2 separate regions of the Homo sapiens genome follow, and region 2 is linked to region 1. The links are chromatin loops, found by intact Hi-C in ENCODE. Cell type or tissue: GM12878. All regions are shown on one strand. Each heading gives the region's core, and the rest is flanking DNA. Links, peaks and the distances in the headings are about the cores only. Region 1 holds the start of MUCL1 (mucin like 1). Region 2 has its middle 17 kb from the start of OR9K2.

Region 1 (2,930 bases), core at 320-2,819:
AAAGCTGAAACTGGATCCCTTCCTTACACCTTATACAAAAATTCATTCAAGATGAAAAACTACTCATATATCAAACTTTAGAAATTCTTTGTATCACACTTTTCCTGTTTAATCCACTGTGCAGTTTTGATCTCTTAAGGGGACCCTAACTGATACATATGTTTAATCTTTTTTTCTTAGCAAGCCAGTCATTGTCTTAAGTCTGTGTGGTGGGTCTCTGCCTCTGTGGAGGGACACAGTGGGCTCTCAATAAGTAACCGTCTCCTAGAAGACCCTTCAATTTGTGTCAGTGTTGTTGGGAGGCCTTACAAAGGTGACTGTAGGGCTTATTCCCTACGGGGTATAATCAGATAGTATCTGTCTTTTAAGTCTTCCTTCCTTCTTTATCTCTTTTAAATATTTCTCTTTCACTTTTCCTTCAGAATATGTGTTTTTTTCTTAGCGTTATTTATGCTAATCTCTCACCATATTATGACAACTCTGTGCCTCATGGAAGATATGAGTTTACCCAGGACAAGGACACTGACTTGTCTTTCCGAGGTTGAAGACCACTCCCTCAAGAATTTCCTCTGCCTTTCTTCATTCACCTGATGGGGACCTCTTAGCATGTTTTGGGGAGTAGACTGGTTGCTGTTATCAGACAGACTCTCCAATAAAAGGAGAAATAGATGTTCAGTGCTCTTCCAGATTACAGAGATCCTTCCAATGAGGGTATGACCCAAAAAGGCATACTTTGTATGAAGAAGAAGAACTTTAAAGCAAGGGAAATCTTTAAAATGTAGAGAATTCCCTATGATTCTGGGTATTCCAAATGTTCATCACCCCTCTTTGAGGCCTCAGTTGGGTCCAGCACTTGATTGTGCTGTAAATGTGGATTGTTTTCCTCCCTTGCTGTCTTTACTTAGCAGCTTGGCTCCATTATGACAAAGGGCAAGTAGATTGATGGAACTTGGGGCAGTGCTGGGCCCTACTCAACAACTGCAGAGAAGTCTGGATGACCATATTCTACATGCACTCACCATTGCTTTCCTTCAGACTGACCATTTCCTTTCCGTTGCATTATCCAAATATACCACGTTGTTGATTCCTCAGCTCCTTAAGAGTCTGTTCAAATATCACCTATTCAGTAATGCCTTTTTTGGTCACCTTATATAAAATTGCTCCCCATTTTCCATCTCTAAACTCTCCTTTCTTCTTTCCTGCCTTCTTTTTTTATTAGGCCTTATCACCTCACACATAATACATTGTGTTTTCTCTTTCTTTACTTTTTTAGTGTATGAATTCCTGCAAAACCATGTATTAAATAAAATTTTTGTGTGCTTTGTTCGCTGTTATTTTTCTAACATCTAGCATTGTGTCTGGCATACAATAATGCTCAATGAATGTTTTTTGAATGAAAAAATTGATTAAATGGATGCATGAATTAACAAATGTTAGTTTATTCTGTATACTTACTCCTTGATTTTGAATTTTTATACAATGGTTGCTAAATCCAGTAAGGTCATAGTTCGTTCTTTAGATCATTCAGTGTTGGACTCACTCTGCACCAGTGTCAGATGACCTAATTACATGTTCAGGAGGGAGGCCATGACTCGAAGAATGCACAGCCTGAGTTACACCGGATGGTCTTTGGATCAGGCTGCTCTACCCTGATTATTCCCCTAGGGGGAGACAGAGGTCTAAGCACTCTGTAAGTGTATGACTCCTAGAATCTATGAAAAGAGCACTGCAGATTTCAGGAAGGCTGGTTATGGGGCATCTCCAACCTGTCATAGGAGCTGGTAATTATGGAGACACTATACCCTACATGTAAGAGGATGCCTGGAAGAGAAGTTGCCTGGAGCATATTTAACATGAGAGACTCGAATTGAAACCTGTTTAGCCAGAACCAATGATTTGAATTCACAACCTTTCCAAAGGGCCCCTGGCTGTGTTGTTGATTCTCCAGTGGTTTGTGTCCCAACGTTTCCTGGCATTACCTAACCTGGATTCTGGTTGACAGCTCCTGATTGGTGCCCTCTGCATATATATTGTCAGGATGTGGAATCCTGAAGTCAGCGCCTTGCCTTCTCTTAGGCTTTGAAGCATTTTTGTCTGTGCTCCCTGATCTTCAGGTCACCACCATGAAGTTCTTAGCAGTCCTGGTACTCTTGGGAGTTTCCATCTTTCTGGTCTCTGCCCGTAAGTAAAGATTCTTACCTGAACATAAGTTTTGTGGGAATATACATAAAATATCTCCTCTAAAGATGTGGGCTTATGGTTGCTTAGAATGTGCTTTTTTACCTCTCCTAACTTGTTCTATCACCATTTTGACTGACCGTTCAAGATGGAGATGGTTATCCTTAGGCTCTTCTTAATTCAGTCAGATCTTACTTCAATAATACCTTGGAACCCAAGTTTATTGTTACTGTTAGTAAAATATGTTCAAGAAGGTAATCAGAGGTTTATTTCGGGAAAGGAAAAATGACCACATATTAGGTTTTTATTGGTTTTCATGGGTTTTATCTTATCTGTGCACTTGTTCTTCCTCAACTGGTACACCAAGGACTGAGGGTCTTCCATTGTAAAGTCTGGAATATTGTCCATATTCTCTCTTACCTCCATCCTCCAAACTGGTATTCAGCTAACATCTTAATTTTTCCTTCTTCTCTTTCAGAGAATCCGACAACAGCTGCTCCAGCTGACACGTATCCAGCTAGTGAGTCTGCACTTGAATGTCATCTCTTTCCAGCAATAACCATTTTTCACTTCCAGCCTCATGTCAAACAGCCAGTTTCCATGTGGATAGTCTTTGTTATAAGGAATCCTAAGCAAAAGTCTGTGAAAGCTATATTCCTGATTTTAAAATTCACCACAAACATAGTGAATCTGCTTATTTCTTATACATTCTTAGAATATATGAAATCTAGGCCATAGACTTATACAAATGT
Region 2 (2,930 bases), core at 109-2,608, 290 kb after region 1:
ATTAAAGAAAGAGAATATGGGTTGGTAAAATGATGCCAAACAGAAGGTACACTACAAAAAATGTACCATAGTGAAAACGCACAATACCAAAGACAAAGAGAAGAAGCCAGAAGGAAAGACAAAATAAAGATAAGTTTAGTAAAGGAAAACTTAGACTGATGGCTGAATTCCCAAAAGAGATGAAACTGATTGTATTATCTCAATAGATGCCGAAAAGGCACTTGATATAATCAGAAAAATGCAAAAATAAGTCCACAATGAGATGATGCAATATCATGACCATAATTGTATAAAAACATTTTAAAATATGATTGCTACCAGCTACTGGCAAGGATATCAATCAATGTGGCATGTAATATGATGATGATAGGAACTAAATGATTTGTTATTATCTTCTAAAATTAAGAAATGCCCTATGGTTCTGCATAGTTTATGCATATATATGTGTGTATACATATGTATGAAATATATTACATATTCATCAAATGCTTAACATTTTAACAGAATATTTATTCTTGAGCTCACATATTCTTTTTAGGGTAATCATCCCTTCTGATACACGTATGTTTAAAGCTGCATTGGTAAATGATACTTGCTCATAAGTTTTCCTTATTTATTTATTTGAAATCCTTTTTTTTACCAATTTGAAATGCTTTCCCCCACAACAGATATACAACATTAGGTGTAAAGCTATTTGTCTCAGGGCATTGATGTTATCATACCACTGTTTTCTGACTCATATGTATACACACATATATATGCATAAACTATGCAGAACCATAGGGCATTTCTTAATTTTAGAAGATAATAACAAATCATTTAGTTCCTATCATCATCATATTACATGCCACATTGATTGATATCCTTGCCAATAGCTGGTAGCAATCATATTTTAAAATGTTTTTATACAATTATGGTCATGATATTGCATCATCTCATTGTGGACTTATTTTTGCATCTTTCTGATTATATCAAGTGCCTTTTTGGCATCTATTGAGATAATACAATCAGTTTTATCTCTTTTTCTATTAATGTGGTGAATTATATTAATTGGTTTTCTAATATTAAACCAACTTTACATTTCTGAGATATAATCAACTTTTTCATAATGCACTACACTTTTTTACATTTTAAATCCTATTTTAACATAACAAAAAAGTTTCAAAATGTATTTTTTTCCCCTTAAGAGTAAGGATCTTGTTGTGAAGTAAATGGTGTGATCCAGGATGTGCGGAACTGCTCAGGATTTCTGGGTAGTTGTGGCTCCAGAAGGAAATCCTGTACTCAATTGTAGTTTGCTGCCATCTGGTGGCTGTTGTCTACTGCCATGAAATCTAAAGATTCTGGGTACTGTAAAGAATGGAACTTCGAGCACAATGGTAAGAAATCTAACTATTTCCAAGAAACCTGGTTTTCATCCCCACCATATTACCCTGAGCAAGGAAGATTGGTTGAAAATAAATGGAATTGTGCGAGCCACCCTCTAACTCCTTGTTTCCCAAGATAAAGTTGTCTGACACTGTCTGCCTTGTTTTCCCTCCCCTCCTTTTGTTTTTTTCCCTCACTGAAAATAATTCCTGTAAGATTTCATCCCTGTTCCAGAAAAGGGATGAAGAGAAAATGGAAAATATTTGCCAGTAACATTATATCTGAACTTGTCTTATTCTGAGGTGCATTTTCATGGAGTTTCACTGAACTTCATTTATAATTGTGTATATGTTCATCATCAAGACAGAACATTATTTATTTTCCTCATAATAACCATGGCACCTTTTGGACTCAAGCTTGTATTACATCATTAAAAGGTGAAGTTTTTCTTCTTTTTATTCTAAAGAGGTGGTTGAAATTTTCTGCTCCTTGAAGGTTTGCAAAAACTGACAAGATGCCATCTGGACAAGTGTTTTTTATGGGAAGAGTTTTGAGGAATGATTTTAGTGGTTAACAGAAGGGGTTATAATCAAAATATTTAACAGCTGTTCAGTAATTGATATATACAAATGCTTATATATCAATACGTAAATCAATAAAAAGTCCCTTTTATGATCTTAGTAAACTGCTTAATGAATGATAAAATTTTTAGCAAATCTATTGATTTTTACAAATTATTGGGGGAATCTTTGGATTTACATCTTACCACTAAATACTGTCTGAGCCACAGTTTGATGTGAAACAACTAGACTAGACCAAACCATTACAAAAGTTGTCCCATTAAATGAAAAGTTATCACATGATGTGGTGTTCAAAAGAATTTTTTTCAGCAAAATTTCTATAGTGCTGAATTCTCTTCAAATTTCTGATAACTATTATCAACATTTGAAGTTTTCTGGCTCCTTTAATGCTCTCTGATATTTTTTATATTCAATAACTCCATTATTCAAGAAGACAAAATCATTTTTCCACTGACATATTTAATTAGATGATTTAAATTTATTAATGTTTTTTATTTTCTTTCTTTCTTTTCTTTTTCTTTTTCTTTTCTTTTCTTTTTCTTTTTCTTTTTTTTTTTTTTTTTTGAGACAGCATCTGGCTCTGTCGCCCAGCAGAGGTGCGATCTTGGCCCACTTCAAACTCCACCTCCTGGGTTCCAGCAATTCTCATGCCTTAGCCTCCCAAGTAGCTGGGATTGCAGGCAGGTACCACCTCGCCTGGCTAAATTTTGTATTTTAAGTAGAGACTAGGTTTTGCTATGTTGGCCAAGCTGGTATGAAACTCATGGCCTCAAGCCATCTGCCTGCCTTGGCCTCCCAAAGTGTTGGGATTACAGGTGTGAGCCACCACGCCCAGCCTGTTTGTTTACTTTTTATTCAAAAAAGTATGCAAATGTTCAATAGAGTTTCTTATGCAATAGTTTGAAAGAACTTAAAAGTTCACTACATGTTTTTTACTGTTGTCTAAATCAATTTTTTTGCTTTTCTTTACATTTTAATTTT

Evidence for each region. Peaks named below come from ENCODE experiments on the same cell type or tissue, not always from the same donor. Only the 100,000 strongest peaks of a DNase experiment are listed, where the experiment ranks them.
Region 2: it touches region 1 in a loop (3-fold over the local background); 2 of 110 quality-filtered maps call a loop at or near these places.

Annotation. Positions count from the first base shown.
Region 1 is chr12:54,852,460-54,855,389 of GRCh38, forward strand. MUCL1 (mucin like 1) reads left to right here and starts at 2,057. Exons shown (of 4, transcript NM_058173.3): 1 at 2,057-2,181; 2 at 2,657-2,698. The coding sequence starts at 2,124. RefSeq lists an enhancer at 256-425. In GM12878, for the core only: a CTCF peak has its summit at 1,662; a DNase peak (open chromatin) is centred at 1,632.
Region 2 is chr12:55,142,153-55,145,082 of GRCh38, forward strand. No RefSeq gene overlaps it. Among named protein-coding and RNA genes, the nearest start is that of OR9K2, 17 kb to the left of the region's middle. In GM12878, for the core only: a CTCF peak has its summit at 1,311 (motif pointing left); a DNase peak (open chromatin) is centred at 1,304.